Linked DNA regions of Homo sapiens: all the other regions are linked to region 1. Evidence: chromatin contacts called from ENCODE Hi-C or POLR2A ChIA-PET data. All regions are on one chromosome and are shown on one strand. The core of a region is the stretch at or near the end of the contact, and the rest is flanking DNA. Distances in the headings are between cores, read along the strand shown. Region 1 has its middle 45 kb from the start of RNU6-1. Region 2 overlaps ITGA11 (integrin subunit alpha 11). Region 3 holds the start of CLN6 (CLN6 transmembrane ER protein). Region 4 overlaps PIAS1 (protein inhibitor of activated STAT 1).

Evidence for each region. Hi-C counts contacts between places; a loop is a spot of excess contacts on that map. ChIA-PET counts read pairs that join two places held with the same protein, here RNA polymerase II (POLR2A). Pooled maps may share reads with other maps.
Region 2: a map of naive thymus-derived CD4-positive, alpha-beta T cell shows a loop between it and region 1 (3-fold over the local background). The contact joins two enhancer-like sites. A Hi-C loop is called at or near these places in 1 of 168 maps with a recorded cell type or tissue (naive thymus-derived CD4-positive, alpha-beta T cell). POLR2A ChIA-PET finds 5 or more read pairs at or near these places in 2 of 52 experiments (Panc1 and activated CD4-positive, alpha-beta T cell).
Region 3: a pooled map shows a loop between it and region 1 (2.5-fold over the local background). The contact joins the promoter of CLN6 here to the enhancer-like site in region 1. A Hi-C loop is called at or near these places in 4 of 50 pooled maps. POLR2A ChIA-PET finds 5 or more read pairs at or near these places in 4 of 52 experiments (B cell, HCT116, MCF 10A and 1 more).
Region 4: a map of GM11168 shows a loop between it and region 1 (2.0-fold over the local background). The contact joins two enhancer-like sites. A Hi-C loop is called at or near these places in 2 of 168 maps with a recorded cell type or tissue (GM11168 and ovary), 1 of 37 single-sample maps with no recorded cell type and 3 of 50 pooled maps. POLR2A ChIA-PET finds 5 or more read pairs at or near these places in 4 of 52 experiments (H1, HCT116, HepG2 and 1 more).

Annotation. Positions count from the first base shown.
Region 1 is chr15:67,882,802-67,887,420 of GRCh38, reverse strand. No RefSeq gene overlaps it. Among named protein-coding and RNA genes, the nearest start is that of RNU6-1, 45 kb to the right of the region's middle. RefSeq lists a cis regulatory region at 4,600-4,619. Within about 2 kb of position 2,705, at least 26 of the 41 ENCODE cell types and tissues checked have a DNase peak (open chromatin) inside an H3K27ac peak, as active enhancers do.
Region 2 is chr15:68,296,872-68,301,490 of GRCh38, reverse strand. It overlaps ITGA11 (integrin subunit alpha 11), which reads left to right. Exons shown (of 30, transcript NM_001004439.2): 30 at 1-4,619. Among named protein-coding and RNA genes, the nearest start is that of FEM1B, 21 kb to the right of the region's middle. Within about 2 kb of position 2,255, at least 14 of the 41 ENCODE cell types and tissues checked have a DNase peak (open chromatin) inside an H3K27ac peak, as active enhancers do.
Region 3 is chr15:68,227,867-68,232,485 of GRCh38, reverse strand. CLN6 (CLN6 transmembrane ER protein) reads left to right here and starts at 2,758. Exons shown (of 7, transcript NM_017882.3): 1 at 2,758-2,984. The coding sequence starts at 2,902. RefSeq lists enhancers at 2,014-2,063, 3,294-3,373, 3,404-3,473 and silencers at 2,715-2,894, 2,664-3,253.
Region 4 is chr15:68,152,201-68,156,819 of GRCh38, reverse strand. PIAS1 (protein inhibitor of activated STAT 1) reads right to left here. Exons shown (of 14, transcript NM_016166.3): 7 at 3,125-3,230. Among named protein-coding and RNA genes, the nearest start is that of CALML4, 51 kb to the left of the region's middle. Within about 2 kb of position 1,784, at least 2 of the 41 ENCODE cell types and tissues checked have a DNase peak (open chromatin) inside an H3K27ac peak, as active enhancers do.

The DNA.
Region 1 (4,619 bases), core at 1,456-3,955:
AGAGCGCTAAGTGCAGTGGCTCATGCCTGTAATTCCAGCACTTTGGGAGGCCAAGGTGGGAGGATCCCTTGAGCCCAGGAGTTCAAGATCAGCCTAGGCAATACAGTGAGGACTTGTCTCTAATAAAAAATAAAAAGGCCGGGCATTGTGGCTCACACCTGTAATCCTAGCACTTTGGGAGGCCGAGGCCAGCAGATTGCCTGAGCTCAGCAGTTCGAGACCAGCTTGGGCAACGTGGCAAAACCCCATCTCTACTAAAAATACAAAAAATTAGCTGGGTGTGGTGGCACACACCTGTAATCCCAGCTACTCCAGGAGGCTGAGGCATGAGAACCACTTGAGCCCAGGAGGTGGAGGTTGCAGTGAGCCAAGATTGCACCACTGCACTATAGCCTGGGCAACAGAGTGAAACTCTGTCTCCAAAAACAATAAATAAAATAAAATAAATAGGCTGAGGACAGTGACTCACACCTGCAATCCTAGCACTTTGGGAGGCTGAGGCGGGTGGATCACAAGGTCAGGAGATCCAGAACATCTTGGCTAACATCTTGGCTAAACCCCACCTCTACGAAAAATACAAAAATTAGCCAGGCGTGATGGCACGCCCCTGTAGTCCCAGCTACTCAGGAGGCTGAGGCAGGAGAATCATTTGAACCTAGGAGGCAGAGGTTGCAGTGAGCCAAGATCGCGCCACTGCACTCCAGCTTGAGCGACAAGAGCAAAACTCCGTCTCAAATAAATAAATAAATAAATAAAAATAAAAATTTAGCTGGGCACAGGGGCTCATGCCTATAATCCCAGCACTTTGGGAGGCTGAGGTGGGTGGATCATTTTGTTAAGCTCAGGAGTTAAAGACCAGCCTGGGGAACACGGCGAAACCCCCAGGCGTGGTGGTGTGCACCTGTATGCAGGATGCTGAGGCAGGACGATTGCTTGAGGTTGAGGTTGCAGGGAACCATGATTGCCCCACTGCACTCCAGCCTGGGCAAAAGAGTGAGATCCTGTCTCTAAAAAAATAAATAAATAATAAAAAGAGCTAAATTTTATTATGAGTTTGTATTGCTCTAGGTTCTAAACTGTTCTAAACATCTTACATGTATCAGCTCATGTAATCCTCACAATAAGTGCCATTATTATTCCCACTTCACAAAGAGGAAACTGACTCATAAGGAATTAAATACTTTATCCAGGGACACCAAGTAATTAAGTGGAGTGGCTGGGATTTGAACACAGGACACAAGCAACTAAGCCTTAACAACTACAAGATACTATCAAGTGTAGACCAAGTTGTTACAGGTTTATGAGGTCAGAATCAAAGAAGACAGCAATCTATGTTGTACAACTGGGGCTGGTTAAATAAACTCTGATAGTATCTTATGTAGCCATTAAAATGATGATATAGATCTACATTTATATTGAATGACATTCATGACTTGTTTGTTTGTTTCTTTACTCCATACCTCACCTGGACTGAAATAATTTTTAAAAGCAAGCCAGAAAGCAGTAAAATAAACCTGCACACAAATGTTTATAGCATCTTTTGCATAATTGCCAAAAACTGGAGGCAATTGAAAAGGTGAATGGATAAACAAATTGTGGTACGTCAGTACTATGGAATATTATTCAGCTATAAATAAGAAATGAGCCATCAAGCCACAAAAAGACATGAAGGAATCTTAAGAGGCATATTGTTTTGTGAAGGAAGCCAGCCTGAAAAGGCAACAGACTATACGATTCCGACTATATGACATTCTGGAAAAGGCCAAACCATAGAAACAGTAAAAAGATCAGTGACTGCATGGGATTAGAGGGTGAGAGGTGAACAAGGGGATCACAGGGGATTTTTTGGGCCAATTGTTCTGTATGATACTGTAATGGTGGATATGCGACATTATGCATTTGTCAAAACGCAAAGAACTTCACGCCACAAAGAGTGAGCCTTAATATAAGCCATGAAATGTAGTGAATACTAATATATCAATACTGGTTTATCAATTGTGACAAATGCAAGATATTAATAACAGGGGAAACTGAGGGAGCGGTGGGAGGTTATATGGGAACGCTGCACTAGCTTCCCAAATTTCTGTTAACTGAAAACTGCTCTAACAACTAAAGTTCGTTAATTTAGAAACAAACAGTATCATCGCAGGATATTTCGTGTTAATGTACATCTGTGTTTTTTGTGTACACAAAAAGTCAGGAAGGACATAACCAGAATTAATAGCAGTTGTCTCAGCCTGGTGGGATTAATAGAGATCTTTCTCCTAGTTCTACTTGTTATTAACAACAGCATGCCTTTATCCTGTAAAGGAGTAAAGTGGGGCAGTGGGGGCTGCCCAGGACCGGGGACCAGCGGGCCCAGGAGCGGTTGCTGCCAAGCGACTCCGTGCCCCTAAGGGCACCGCAGTCCTCAGCGTCTGCTCCGCCCACCCCGTCCCTCAGCCTTTGCAACTGCGGGTCCCGAGGTTAGCAAAGAGACCAGAGAATTCCTCCGGTGCGATTGCGTCTGCACACGCGGCGGGCGACGGGGAGCCGGCAGGGCGGGCGGGGTCGGAAGCGGGGCACAGTGGGGCTCGGCCTGGGGCCGTGGACGCTCCGTGCAGCTGTGGGGAGGCGGGGGCGGCGGCCGCGCCCGCGATGCCTTCAGTTTGCTGGAATGTTCCTGCGGCAGAAGTGTACTTTGTTCCAGGGATGGGGGAGGGCGGAGCGGGGGCTGGGCCCCAGCGCGTCCTGGGACTTGGAAGGCTGCCAGCTTTCCGTTCCCAGGGTGCCTTCTGGCGGGGGCGGGCGTTGTCTGGTTTTCAGCATGGGCCGCTGTGGGGTTCTGGAGGGAACCCCTGGATTCCAGCGCCATCCCTGCCACCGACTAGCTGCAGGTCCCTGCGTGGGGTATCTTAACCTCTCTGGGCCTATATTTCCTCATCTGCAAAATGAGGCTAATCACATTAATAATAATGCTGTGATGGTTATAGCCGGGCACTGCTGTAAAGCACTGTGAGGTGCTCTCTGCTCGCAGCAACCTTTGGAGGTAGGTGCTGTTAATATAACATAATTACACTCTTAGTAGACTAATACTCACTTGCTGCCCAGGCCCTTTGGAAAGCGTAGATGGTCTGGCTGTAGAAAACCTGGTCCAGCCTCCTTCCAAGTAGTAAAACGTGCTATTATTATTTTCACTTTAAAGATAGGGACGCAGGAGCTCAGGAAGGTTAAACAACTTGCCCAAGGGCACACAGCTCCTAAGAGGCCATCCAGGATGCAAACCCAGCACTTTGGGAAGCCAAAGTGGGAGGATCCCTTGAGCTCAGGAGTTCGACACTAACCTGGGCAACATAGTGACACTCCATGATATTTAAAAAATATATTTTAAAAAAGGAAAACAAAAAGGCGGGGGACGCAAACCCAGTTAGTCGGTGAAGAGCCGCCACTCAACCTCTACAGAAACTGCCTCACTGCTAGTGTCTGGAAGCCCCATTATAAGCTTATTTGGACATTGCAATCCATGCAGCAATTCTGGGAGAAGTTTCACAAATAATAATTATTAATACTAAGTAATGATAATTATCACCAATTGAGGGCCATAATTTCAACACCATATATGTGCAACAATTATTTTTCCCATTTTAGAGATGAAAGAATCCAGGCGCCAGGTCACTCCAGTTCAATGGGGTGGAATCCATTCATCCTGAAGCGGAAAGGCAGCAACAACTTAGCTCTCACCTCCTTTGATAGGCAGGCCGACTCCTCCAGAGTCTGATTATGCCAGCCAGCCAGGAAGAGCAGCCCTTCCTTCCCCAGACATTGTCAAAATCAACTTTGCCTTGCCTGGTAATCTGAGGAGCTTCTAAGCTGCGAGGGTGTAAGGAGTCTCAGATGATATCTAACACCAAGCTGGGGAGTTGCTCTCCTCTCCCGGGTCTGCTGCTTCCAGGAGCCCGGTTGCCTGGTGCCTGTGGAAACGTTTCCTCCACTGAGTCTACCCAGAGGATGGAGGCAGAGTGCAAGACAGTTGCCCTAAATTGTGGACAAAAGAGAGCTCTGCAGCCGAAGCTCCGTGTCCCATTATCACTAGGCTCCTGTCCCCTCAATCGTATGACAGAAAAGTCATTGGATTCTCAGCCTCCTCCTCGGGTTAAAAGGCTGCCTTCTTTTAATGCAAATGTTGCCACTGCTTCTGGGCAACCCATCCTCCATATATTCTCAACCTCATGGGAAAGAAAAAAACTCTTATCTTCTGTAGTAAGCTTAAATGTTTCACGAATGAAGACAGTTTGGCAAATAGCCACATATTGCTATTGCTGTCATGTGGGCATGCAGTAGGTGCCGAATAAGTGCTTTGCATATTTGCTCCCTCTGTTCCGAATGTTCTTCCTCTGAATACTGACATGGTTCCCTCCCTCATCTCCTTCAGTTTTTACTCACGTCGCCTTTTCTGTGGGGCCTTCCCTGACCATAATATTTAAATTACACTCTCCCAATAGTCCTGATTCCTTTTCCCTGTTTTATTTTTTCCATAGCACGTATCACTGTCTTACACACTGTTATTTGTATTTATTTCATTTGTTGTCTGTCTTGCCCCCATTAGAATGTAAATTCCAGAAGGGCAGGATTTCTTTCTG
Region 2 (4,619 bases), core at 1,006-3,505, 410 kb before region 1:
TCCCAAGATCACCCTTCCATCTATGGCCAGTGTGGACGGTTAGGACCTAAATGTTTCACTGTAGCTTCTGCCCTTGGTTCCAGCTCTTCCCTCTCACGCCTCCCAGACTTCTCCAGGCCGGTTTCATTGTTAACCGTCTTACACTCTGACATCAGCCAAGGCGTCTCCATTCTGTTCTTGTGCCATTCATGTCTTGGATTCCCAGTAAGTAGAACCTTGGAAATAATTTGATCTTGTTTTTGCATAAATGAGGACACTCAGAACCAGGAAGAGCCCTAGGCTCCCACAGCAAAACCAAAACTAAACCCAGGACTGCTATTTCCCAAGCCAGATTCTGTTATTCGAGCCCAGCCTTAGAAGGGCTTGATGTGGAGCAAAAGGTGAAAATGGTGAAACTAAAATTTGAGTATCAAAACCCATTGCCTTCTAATAGAATCAGAAGGAAATGTTGCTAAATCATATTCCATTTCCGTCATCACTCTTATGAATGGGGTAACCTGGCTAAATGAGAATTAATGAACCCACACTCATAAGTTTTCATTGACTTAGCACCAAGTCGTCCATCAAATATCATCAGATCTGAGAATGCTCTTATGGATATCTGATTTTTAGAGGCTGGCATTCATATTTTTAAAAACTGCCACCTGTGACCACACTGCAGGCCAAACAGAATGTACCTGCTGGTCAGATGCAGCCCAGAGGTCACTGAATTGCAACCTCTGGACTCTCGGTCAGAGGCAAGCAGCCCTTATTCCAGAACTCCACAGTCCTTCACACCCTTCCCCAGACCTACACCAAGACCAACTAAGTGGTCAAAAGGTGGACAAACTGAGAGTTGTATCAAGGCCCTTAGCCTCTCAATTTGTTATCAAGTTTCCCTTTCTGAATCTATTTACCCTGAAGTATAAATACCCAAGATGAGCCTTAAGAGTGCCTGGTAGAGCAAACAAAGATGCATCTTATAGGGAGCAAAGTCTATGCTAACGCAGTGTTTCTCAATCCTGGCTGCACCTTTGAACCACGGGAGCTTTAAAAGTGACCACTGCAAGGGCCCTACCCACTATGGATCCCAATTTCATTGGTTGGGAGAGGGGCCAAGTTTGTTTCCAACTTCCCCAGATGACTCTAATGGCTGAGAGTTGCAATCAACAGGTAAGTGAATATCCAGGCTGTAAGATGAAGAAAGAGGGGGTTGTGCCCAAGCCCACTGTGCCTCATAAAGCAGATGATCTCTGCAGCGCTGCGCTTCTCAAAGAGTGGTCCCAGGACTGCCTCAGTCAGACCACAGACTCCTAAGTTCCTCCTCAGACTTCATGGATCCAAGCTCTGTGAGGTAATTCTAAGCACATTAAACTTGTAGAACAGCCATCTGGATTTAATATTACATAATAGCTATAATATTCTGCTATTCTCTAATCTTCAATGTCAGTTTCTTAAACTGTCAGGCCTGTCTTTAGATGCCCTTCAACTGTGCTGGGGACTATCTTGATGGCAGCCAGCAAAGAAAATCAGCAAAAACCCCAGTGGAGTTTCTGGGTTTTACTTTTGTTAAGGAAGGTGATGGTTTCTTGACATGACAGGTATCTAGGTGGAAAGGGCAAAGTGCTAATGCAAACACAATGGAGACACTATGGAATAGCTCTGCCTAGGGACATGTGGAAGAGCTTCTAGGAGACAGTGTGGACCTTTCCATCCCTAGAGGTCTTCACAAGATAAATTCCTACCTCCGTCAGTATTCAAAAGGTTTTAGCATCAATACTGTCTGAGAATAAGACATTAGACTTGAGTCAGTCCCCTGGCTTCAATCCCAGGATGCCAAGCAGCCTCTAATGGAGACCGCTGGCTTAATCGTGCTCCTTTCCTGGCATAACAACTCACTGCACCCATGCCTCACCACCACGAAGCAGTCTCCTCACCACCCAAATGTGCCTTGGGTGACTTAAATACAGCCATTAGTATGAATGGTCCCCTGTTTTTATTCAACACCACACCAGTCTTTGCTTTTACCTTCGGCTAATGTGGTTCCAGCCTTTTATCCTGCACTCCTTCTTATAATTTAAAAAAAAAAAAAACTCCCCTACTATCTTTATGTTAATATTAACATCAACTAGGTTCTTCTCAAAGGACAGCCAGGCCTAACTGGCCACGTTAAAATCTGCACAGTGCTTTTGTGTCACTGTCTATTCTATTAGTTTCAACATCATGCTAAAATAGGACAGCATGTTCCAAAACTGAAACTGAAACAGGAACGGAGCCTTGCTGATTTAGCATGAGGAGGGAATTGTAAGCCTTGCACCTGGACACTAAAACTTTTCAATAAGATGTATGCTAAGCCGTACCTAGCAAACTTACCAGGTCCAAAGTAGAGTACAAGCAGAAAGTTATTTTTAAAGGATGGGCACTATCCTTGAGGGACTTACCCTTTCTAATCAGCTTTGCATGGTTTGTTTTGAGACAGTGTCTCACTCTGTTGCCCAGGCTAGAGTGCAGCGGCACCATCACAGCTCACGGCAGCCTCTGCCTCCCGGGCTCAAGCAATCCCACCTCAGTTTCCCAAGTAGCTGGGACTACAGGCACACACCACACTCAGCTAATTTTAGTATTTTTTGTAGAGACAGGGTCTCGCCATGTTGCCCAGGCTGGTCTCAAACTCCTGGATTATCTCCCTGGCCCTGCATTAAAAAAGATGTGCAACAACTTAGTGATGTGTCTGAAATGTTTTCAGAAGGTGGCCCAAGTCAGAGTCAAAAAATTTTTTTATTTGGAAAATTAGAGGAAATACAGAAAATCAAATTTCAAATAGATGCATCTAAATGGAGAACAAGCTTATCAAGGACAGAGTCCATCTTTCTTATTTTTATTTTTGAGACAGGGTCTTGCTCTGTCACCCAGGCTAGAGTGCAGCGGCACAATCACAGCTCCCTGCAGCCTCGACCTCCTGGACTTCAGTGATCCTCCCACCTCAGCCTCTTGAGTAGCTGGGACTACAGACATGCACCACCATGCCCAGCTAATTTTTTTTTTAATTTTGTGCAGAGAGGGGGTCTCACTTTGTTGCCCACACTGGTCTCTCTTATTTTTGTATGCATATCTGTGGTGCAGTGCCTGAAATACAGTAGGTGTTCAATAAGCGCCAACATGCAAGAGTATCTTGCCATTGATTAAGGCAAAAGCAAAACCCCAGTCCGCCCCTCTGATGGACTGAGCACACCAAATTTCTAAAGCACAGGCAAATTAGAAAATATAATTTTGTCTAAACTTGCCAACAAGCTAAGGTTTTGTGAACCACCTAAAATTTGCCTCTCTCATACTGAAATTTTCTAGGTCAAGTATCTGAAGGAATACACTACTGCCAGTATTTTCTTTGGTGATCTGTCATATACAGCAGACATTACTTGAAACAAAGAAAAAAATGTTTTAAAACCTGTCTGGATGATTTCCGCAGTCTCACTAGGTTATTGCAGCCAGGGAGTGACCTAGCAGAGATCTGAAGGTGAGCTTCCCTAGTACTGGCATCTCACAGTGAAAGAGCACTGTTCAGTGGGTCAAGAGACCCAGAGCCTACTCTCAGTTACGACACACATAGTCCTTGTGTGGCCTTTCTGGGCTTGTGTCCTGAACTATAAAATGAGAGGGTGGCACTAAATGTTTTTTTCAGATCTCTATAGAGGCTGGAATGGCCACAGAGAATCTAAATTTGAAAACAAACATGTCCTGAGGGTGTGCTCCAATACCACCCTTTAATACTCTCCTGAGATGTGAAGGCTGGAAATGAGAATGCCATATTATTGTTACTTGCAAACGATTAGTGTATCTGGGACATCCAAAAGAAGTAACTGAAAATTTATTTCTTTAAAAACAAAAAAAACCATTACAGTGCTTTTGTAAAAACATTAATATTTAGAAGTACGTAGTGGTAATAAAAGGAAAATAGTTGTAAGACCTTCATTAAAAAGAAAAACCTAAAAAAAAAAACAAAACAAAACTCTGGATACAGGTGTATGATTTACCTAACCAGACATAGCTTTCTTTTGGATAAAAAAAAAAAAAAAAAAAAAGCTCAGAAGTGCAGAACTGTACAGATGTCCCTAAATCTATTAATTCAATGCTAAACGAAATAATCTCTTAACATGATAAAATTACACCAAACTTCATCTGGAAAAATAAACACGTAATAATGAAAAAAGTTAGCCACTCCCACCTCCCCACTTAAAAAAGACAAATGAAGAAATACTAGTCCAAGGCCAGGTGTGGTGGCTCACATCTGTAATCCCAACACTTTGAGAGGCTGAGGTGGGAGGACTGCTTGAACCCAGGAGTTCAAGACCAGCCTAGGCATCATGGCAAAACCCCATCTCTACAAAAAATACCAAAATAAAAAGAATTAGCTGGGCATGGTGGCACATACCTGTAGTCCCAGCTACTTGGGAGGCTGAGGTGAGAGGATCACTTGAGCCCGGAAGATCAAGGCGACAGTAAGCCATGATGGCACCACTGCACTCCAGCCTGGGTGACAGAATGAAACCCTGTCTCAAAAAACAAACAAACAAAAACCAAACAAATTATAGGAAAATCAACATTTTAAACCAAAGAAGAGAAGGAGAAAGAAGGGAAGGGAA
Region 3 (4,619 bases), core at 1,509-4,008, 350 kb before region 1:
AGGCGATACATTTAAAAGTATCTGATACAGGCCTGGTGCAGTGGCTCACGCCTGCAATCCCAGCACTTTGAGAGACTAAGGCGGGCAGATCACAAGGTCAGTAGATCAAGACCAGCCTGGCTAACATGGTGAAACCCCGTCTCTACTAAAAATATAAAAAATTAGCCAGGCGTGGTGGTGCATGCCTGTAGTCCCAGCTACTTGGGAGGGTGAGGCAGGAGAATCACTTGAACCAGGGAGGCAGAGGTTGCAGCAAGCCGAGATCGTGCCATTGCACTCCAGCCTGGGCGACAGAGCAAGACTCCGTCTCAAAAAAAAAAAAAAATATCGGATACAGCTATAATTGAAAAGTAGTGGGAACCTCTACTAAAAGAAAAGTCAAAACCACCAAGATGCATAATACCAAAGGACCTTCTCAGCTGAAAGATTTCTTGATGCTGGCCACTGAAATTGCAGCTCAGAGAGCTGAGACTAGACTCCCTTCTGATGTGCAGGGCCCATGTTCTCAGATAATCACAAACAAGATCCTGCAAATGTGTACCCCTCAGCTTTACTCTATCCTCCTCCCCCAAATTTCCATGCAATTTAAAGAGCTAATGAAGATGGTGTTTTTAAAGTGTCCTGGTGGGATGGGAAAGAGAGGGGGCTGATAATCCCACCGGACAGGGAGAATTCTCATCTTGTTCATTCAGAAAGGCCCAGCCCCCTGCCAGGTTGGACTCCCCTCCCCTCAAGGGGTAGCAGCGGACTCCAGAAAAAAGGCAGATGTGTTTGTATTTAAGAGATTGGAGGATTAAATGAGCTAGAGAGGCTCCCTCCACACGGCCTCATCCTCTGATGGCTGGAAGCCCACCTCTGAGTGTTATTAAATCGATGATGACATCATGGGCACTGCATGCCCCTCCCTCTGGAGCCCAGCAGGCTTGCAAAGCCTGCAGAGGATAAGAAATTGGGGTCAGAGCGGGAAGCCTCAATCCTTCTTCTCTGGTGTATACCGAGATCGATGTGTAGATCAGATTCACCAGAATTAAATCTGGGGCCCCGTCTGAGTGCTGTCCTTGGCTGACCCTTGGGCACAGTACTTCAGCTCAGGGCCTAGGTTTTTCTCTGCTACAAAACAGAGACAATCACCTGTTCTCCTTACGACCTGGTGTGTGTGGATCAAATGAAACAAGGAAAGCTTTAAAGCAAATGTGTTCTTCAGGGGACCAGGGGCGGAGGGGGGGGATTGAGGTGTGGCCTGTGGGCTGCTAGAGCCCAGGATGGGGCTGATGGAAAATGACTCCCAGGCAGGCAGTCCTAGCCTCCCACAGCCAAGAAAGGACATGCAGGTTCTGACCAAAGGGGAAAGAAATAAATCCAATAAACATCTCCCAAGAAGAAAGACAGGAAAGAAAATAGAATGGAAATAGGCATAGCTCAGACCCCTCATGGTCTGGGAAGCAGACCAAGGATACTGGGCAGGGGAATGGCACATTGCATTTGCATCTGAGGCACATCCCTTCCAAGAGGCACATCCCTTCTGCAGCGGCTTGAGGGCTGGGTGAGAGGAGACAGGACTGGAGACCTGCACATGTCGTGTGCGCCTGGTGTAGCACGGGGGTGGTGGGGAGAATGGGAGTTGGTTGCAGTTGTTCTAGTTAGCGGCCTGGGCTGCTGACAGTGACCGTGGGGAGGAGAGAGTTTGTGACATTGACAGTGGTGTGGAAGGTAACCTTTCTGTGGAGGGAAACCTCAGGTCTCGAGACGGGCTATTGTAAATAACTTAGTCCACCAGTGCTGGGCTCTCTGCTAAGAGTTTCATATAGTCATCACAACTCCAATGTAGTAGATGCAATAGGCATCTTCTTGTTACAGATGAGTAAACTGAAGCTGTGAGGGGTTGAGCCATTTGCCCGCATCACAGCTAGTTCAAAGTGGTACCACTAATGAAGTCCTGGCAATCTGCCCTGCAGGCTGTTCTCAGGTTTGACCTTTGGTTCTGTTTTTCACTTGAGGATGCTGTCCCCTTAGGTTCTGTCTGTCTTGTATGCTCCGGTGACTCACGAGCCTGTCCACTGGGTTCCCAGGTCTCGCCTCAGCTTCAGACCACCGGTCCAACAGCCTTCCTGACCCACCTCAAGCTTAATGCGTTCAAAGATGAATCTTTATTTACACGAAATCTGCTCTAGCCCACTTCCCGGGGGGTGCCTCCACTATCCACCCAGGGGCAGAATCCGGCCACTGCCTGAACTCTTCTCCCCTCACCCCCCACATCCAGAGTCCCAGTCACCATACCTCTCACACGACTCTAGATGTCACCAACTCGCTCCTTCCCACTGTCACCGCCAGCCCCTCACTAGAACATCTGCAACCCACGTGCTGCACCACGCGGGTGCTACACGTGCAGGTCTCCAGTCCTGCCTCCTCTCCTCCACCCGTAAGAACAAGGGAAATCCCACAGAACCCTCTGCCCCGGGGAGCATTTAAATCAGCTTAGTCTATCTCCAGGTCGCTACCCCGCCCCAGCCCAACACCCAGGCCTCAGTCACCCTAGACAGAGATTCCCGTACCCAGGCAGGCAAGGGACCCTAACACATCCCAGCCCGCTGGTGGTCACGCGCGCAGCCCGGACAGGCCAGCAGCCCCCGCCCCGCGAGGACGCCACACTCGCAGCGCCCGGCCCTCCCCTAGCGGAGCCCGCCCCGTCTCCCTCCGCCCCGCCTCCCTCCGCTCCGCTCCGCTCCGCTCCGCCCCGCCCCGGGTCCGCAGCCCCGCCTGTTCCTCCCGAGGGCCGCGCGCTCTCGCCGGCCCGCCCCGAACCGCCCCGCGCTGGGAATTTGCGGCGGCCTCCGCCGGGGCAGCCGAGCTGAACCGGTCTCTTCCTCGGAAAGGCAGGGCCGAGGGGCCTGCGGGGCAGCCATGGAGGCGACGCGGAGGCGGCAGCACCTGGGAGCGACGGGCGGCCCAGGCGCGCAGCTGGGCGCCTCCTTCCTGCAGGCCAGGTGGGCGCGCGCCGGGGTGAGAGGGCGGGCTAGGCGCCTGTGCGCTGGGGCCTCGGGACCCGCCACGTGACGCTCCTAGGGCTGCCGGGCGGGAACCTCGTGTGCGGCGCTGGCCGGGGCGGAGCGGAGCGCGGGGGGCTTGGAGGCGCGCTACCGTGGCGGCGGTGCCCCCGCGTTTCCTTCTCTGTCTGGGGAGCCTGGGGCCCAGCGGGGCTCGGCCTCCCCGCTTCGCCGTTGCTCGGGTGGGAGGAGCGCCCGCCCGAAGTTTGGGGTTTTCCTCCCTTCCCGCGTTCCAGCGACCCGGGCTGGCGCCGGGACAGCCGCTGCGCTGGGAGAGCTCCCCAGGGCGGTGGGTACACACACCTCGTCACTCGGACCCCCAACTTATCCGCAAGTTCCGGGCGCCACCTCCGCGTTCTCGGGGTCCCTCCAGCCCTGAGTAGGACTTGATTCTGTCATTTATCAGGAGGCTGTCTGCTTGACCTGGGGCACCCAAGAATGTGCGAATGTAATGGAAGAGACAGCGGGGAAGGGCGGAAGCTGCCGTCCAGAGAATGAATGAGGAGCCCTTCTCAGTTTTTGGTTTATCTCGTTGGGCGAGCAGAGCTCCATTCTACCTTCGTCCCGTTTTACTGACCAGAAACATTCACTGCATTCAGCAGGCATTCTTTAAGCGCCTGTGGTATGCCCAGCGCTGTGCCAGGCAGTAAGGGGGTAGGCAGGGTGAAGGTGGGAGAGGCTTACGGTCCTGTAGGGATCAGGAGAGACAGAGCCCAAGTGGGAGTGAGCGGTCATCTTGGAGGGCTTCATGGAGGAAGTGGCACTTGAGCTGAGTCTCAGAGGACTTGGTAGGGGACCCAGGGAAGACAGGCTGTTCCATCCAGGGAAACAGTGGGGAAGGGCAAGGAGTTTAGTGGTGCTGGAGCTTTCCGGCTGTAAAAGAAAGTGACAGGAGGATGCAGACTGATTGTGAAGGGCCTTTAATTGCAGCAAGTCTAGGACTCGAGTTGAGGACCTAGATTGCAAAACTTAGGGGTAGGCGCACTGCCGTGACCGTGAGTGCCGCCTCAAATGTTGGGCCTTGGAGGCCTTGCTTGTCTCACCCTAGTTCCTGTCCTAGGTGACAGGTTAAGGACACAGTCTTTATCCCATAGGCACTGGGGAGTCGTGAGAAGTTTCTGAGCACTAGCATGCGCAAAGTCCTTGTTAGGAAGTTTTTGGTACGACCTGGATGAAGGGAGAAGTCTGAGCGCTTGGGCTGAGGTGAGGGATGGCTCGTTTCTGCTGCTGCGGACATGCGGGCTGAGCAGCTGCGGACTGTGTCCGTTTTCACTTAGAAACAATGTACTGGCCATAGACCGCATACTGTAGCTCACCTGTCTCCCTCGGCCTGTGAGTTAAGTATTATTTTACTGATGAGGAAATAGGCTTAGATGGGCTGAGGAGCCTGACTGGCTGAGTCCCCGGGCTGTCTGCCCCACGCCGTGTCCAGTGGTTTCATCTCTGCTGTGACCCAACCCATTTACCAGCTCCCCTCTTCCAGGCAGCCTCTTCTGCCTGCGGGATGTCTCTGTTCCGAATCCTTGCCAAGTTGGGGGTCACTGACTGCCCTGAACTGTGACAGCCCAATGGGAA
Region 4 (4,619 bases), core at 535-3,034, 270 kb before region 1:
TTCTATCATCTATCTTCATATCGTCTATGTCAACTTATACCTGTCCAACTCTCTGGTCACCCTCCTTCTTGGCGCTCTCTCTCTCTCTCTCTTTTTTTTTTTTTTTTTTTAAAGACAGTGTCTCTCTCTGTTGCCCAAGCTGGAGTGCAGTGGTGCGATCTCAGCTCACTGCAACTTCTGCCTCCCGGGTTCAAGCGATTCTCGTGCCTCAGCCTTCCGAGTAGCTGGGACTACAGGCACATGCCACCATGCCAGGATAATTTTTTTGTATTTTTAGTAGAGACAGGGTTTCACCATGTTGGTCAGGCTGGTCTGAACTCCTGACCTCACTCAAGTGATCTACCCGCCTCGGCCTTCCAATGTGCTGGGATTACAAGGGTGAGCCACTGCACCCAGCCCTTCTTGGCTCTCTCTATTCCAGCTGCACTGGCCTTTTCTCCTGGCATACTCTGTTCCCATCTTGGAGCTTAACTTCTCCTCATACTTATAATCTTGCCTTAAGTATCACAGTATCAGAGAGGACTACGTTCCCCTATTGTACCTCTACAGAGTTCCCTGTCTATCTTCTTCAAGGCACATGTCAAAACTTTAACTCATTAATGACTTGTGCAATTATTTAATGCCTGTCTTTCTTACCAGACTGCAAACTTCTGGGGGATGCAGAGATGGTATGTGTCTTGTTTAATGTTATATTCTCCTGTTCCTGGAACACAGTAGACTCTTAACACAATTTCTTGAATGAAAAGAATAAATGAATAAGCAGGGAAAGGGAGATTTCCTCTTGACACTGAACAAAATAAAGCGAGGACTGGGCACAAATGTAGATAAGCTAAAAAAGTAATTATGGTGGCACTGAGATTAAGGAAGAAATGGGTGGTTTAGGTAATTCATGTCTTGTAGCCCCAATTTTCATGCATTGGCAGAGTGCTGAGAGAGGGGGATAGTGTTTGATTAGATTATGGCTAAGGCTTGAAATAACTGCTGAAGGGAGAAGGAAGAGGAGAAAGAAACTTGATTAAGAGTTGGTAAAAGACTGTTTTTCATAGTTGTGAGGGGACAACTCTACACAAAGGCAGAAACTGCAAGACAAAATCCTACTAAATCAAATGATTCAGAGAATGGAGTTCTCTGTGAAAAGTCTAAATAATACCAACTTTATTCTTTCAAGAACATAAGAGTGTCTGGCTTGACTACTAAAACTTTGCTAGAAGTACTTATTTTATTAAGAATGACTTACAAAGAACATATTTGTAACTGATTTGACTCTTTTAAAATACCTGACATTTCCTTTTGTCAAGTTATTGTAAACAGAATTTTAATTACATAATTTGTTGGGAAAGTTTTTGGTTTTTTTTTTTTTTTTTTTTTTTACAGGCAGCATACAGGTAAAGGTAGATAACCTGTTTTTTAGTAAATTACAACAAATTTCTTACTGGTGGGATCCAAATTAATATTCCATTGGCTTCCCTGGCCAATAAGTAAGGTAAGGTATCAATTTCCACAAAAATCTCATCCAGTGTACAATTATTCTCCACATCCATCAGTATATCAGACTAGAAATAGCTTTTGAATTAAACAGTTTTTGCTGCTTAATGGTAGCTAATAGTGGTTTCTCGGAGAAAATAAAATAATTCAATTCCAGACTCACGTTCCCACTCTCCCTCCAGGTGGTGCTATAGCTACAAGCGGAGAAGAGTTAACAGCTTGAGCAAAGACAGTTGGCCTTATTGTTGTTGTTGCTGTTACTATTAAATAAAATAACTTCATCTGCCTTATTTCTTGGTATTCCCTCTTCCATACAGGCTCACATAATTCTTTGCTTTCTGACTGGCTGAGATTCTAGTATTGTGAGGCAAATACGAAGATTCTCAGTAGAATGACCAGGAATAACTTCAGCAAGATTGTGATAGAAGACAAGTTATCTTATACTCTCCTTCAAGGCAGATGTCTGTCTTTTCTTTCAGGATCCCTACCATCTTCTTATCCCTGCCAAATGGTGCCACCACTCCCGCAGATCCCAAATCAGTGCTGCCCTTCTAGGTCTCCATCATCTGTCAATGCATGCCTACAGAGGCATTAGCCAAAGTGTGCTCCCATTGATTCAGGATTAGCTGCATTTTTAAAGGACCATTTTAATACAGAAAAATTCTTCAATGAACTATTAAGGGTATATTGATATTCAGGGGTAGTGGGATCTTTTACTCTGCCACAGAAATAAGTTACAGAAAGGGGTAATAGCTATGCTACAAAAGGAAAGCTGCTATTATCTTAGTTCTTTCCACCAGAGTGTTCCTAAGTACAAATCTGATAATGGGCTTCATTAATCAGTTCACATCAAAAGTCCTTAAAGGATAGCTATCTAACACCTGCCTATAAAAGTTTTGTTTCTAAGTCCCCAGCCCTCACTCCTAAATCCACGCAGCCCCCGGCTCTCACAAATAAAAGAATAAACGAAGAACTTAGTTCACCTCTTTGGAAAGGCCAAACCCTCTGACCTTAACCCTTAAAAACAGAGGTCAGCACAGCCCCATTTGAAGACCTTGAATCTCAAATTCAACGTATCAAAACAAACCATCCAGTAATTCACACGTATGAACCCAGACTTCGCAGAAGCATTAGAAATCAGACGGCATAAACTTCTTGTTACAGATGAGGAAGATGAAACTCAGGAGCAGCGTTACTTGTCCACAGTCATATAATTGATTAATGGCAGAATTATTATTTCTACCACCCCACTGGCTCTCTTCACTTTGTAAATGCAGGGGGTGAGGCCATGATATAATTCTGTACATTTTTCCTGGATAAACCACCAATCTAAAATAACTTTCTTGAAATTTATGCCAAGATGCCCTTCCCATTTCCCAGAATTCCTTAAACATTGATTTTATGAAGTTGTAGAATAATATTCTTCCATGTTTGTGCACTGACTTCACAAAGTTAATTTTAAGATTAGTAAAATATAGATTATAAAATATAGCTCATGACAAAGATATCAGAACTACTCTAAGAACTACACAACAGGCTCCAGTGAATAAACAAATTCTAAAATTTCTTGAGTTGAGAAAATACTACTCTAACCTTTAACAAAATAGCTGAATAAGTGAAATAAGTTTATCATACGTACTTAAAGCTCTAGAATGATCCGGATTCCTTATTCCCTTTGCTCGTAACCTCTGAAGAAGAACTGTTGAGGACAACTGTTTTACAAGATATACTGCCATGGAATAGTTCTGGAAAAAAAAAGAAGTAGAAAACAAACAACATATGTAAGTAAATAGTACATCTATTTTAATCTCACCATGATAGGGAAAGAAAACTAACACTTCTTAAAACACCTACTGTGTGTCAAGCAGTCTTAGGTGTTTTCATGAACAGTAATTCATTTAATCCTGACCAAAAAGCTGCCGAGATGATCATAAACCTGTTTTTATGGATGAGGATACTGAAGTACAGAGAAGTAAAAGAACTTGCCCTAATTTTGCAATTTTCAAGTAACAAACCTAGAATTTAAACCCAGGTCTGTCTTGGATTTAATATTACCTATACTTGAAGCTAATGAATTTAAGGCACTTACATGAAAGAATACTGTTAAGACTAAGTATAAGCCAAAGACAATAAGATGTCAAAGCTATAAACCATATTTAGTAGGTAACAGATATATCTAAAATAGTATCTATTTTTTTTAAATGACAAATGAGATGGGCTTCCTAATTTATACCTTTTAACCTTTCTCTATGCCTTCAAGTAGCTCTTGAAAAGATTATACTTGGGCCATTATCACAACAAGCAGAGGGAATATTAAAGAAGGTTTTCAAACAGAAGCTGCTGGTTTGGCAAATGAACAGATGAATATCCATTACCAGCAGACAGACTACCCAGAGATGACAGAGGTAGAAGGGGACCAAAAAAAAAAAAAAAAAGAAAAGCCAAAACCAAAAAAAAACAGTTAATCAACAAGCTAAGACTAAGTGAAGGGTACATGGTTGGGTAAGAGAAAGAAAAGACGGCTGAGGTTCACGAAGGGTAGGAAGGAGATCTAAATGAGAAGGATCAGTTTCTATTTGGTGCTGGGATCAAGAGGAAGATCAAGAGACTTGAAAAGAAGTAAAAGGAAAAATAATTGCTGCCATCTTGTATTTTATAGCTACACACATTTTTCAAAGCATTCTTAACATACGCTGCCTACTTCATTTAAACTTTGCACAAGGCCTATTAAGACACAGGTAGGATAGGTATTTTTCTAAGTGAAGGGCTGATGAAACTGAGGCACAAAAAGATTATGCAATCTGCTCATGATTAGGCAACTGCTTGATGACAGAGCAGACACTAGAAACCAAAGGGAAAGGGTGGGAATATTAAGACATGGAACTTAATGCACTCCCCTCTTTTGACAGAAAATATACTACAATACTCTCTGGAAGGTCATATTTTTATTTAAAGTTCGGAAAGCTATCTGTGTTTACATGCTACACATTTTCTGAGAGGGAGGAAAAAGAAGTGTCAAAAAAGCGAATTTACCTTCATTAATAAATTTCACATTAATGAGGAACAAGTAACATTAAAACTTTCCCAGCCGGGAGCAGGGGCTCATGACTGTAATCCCAGCACTTTGGGAGGCT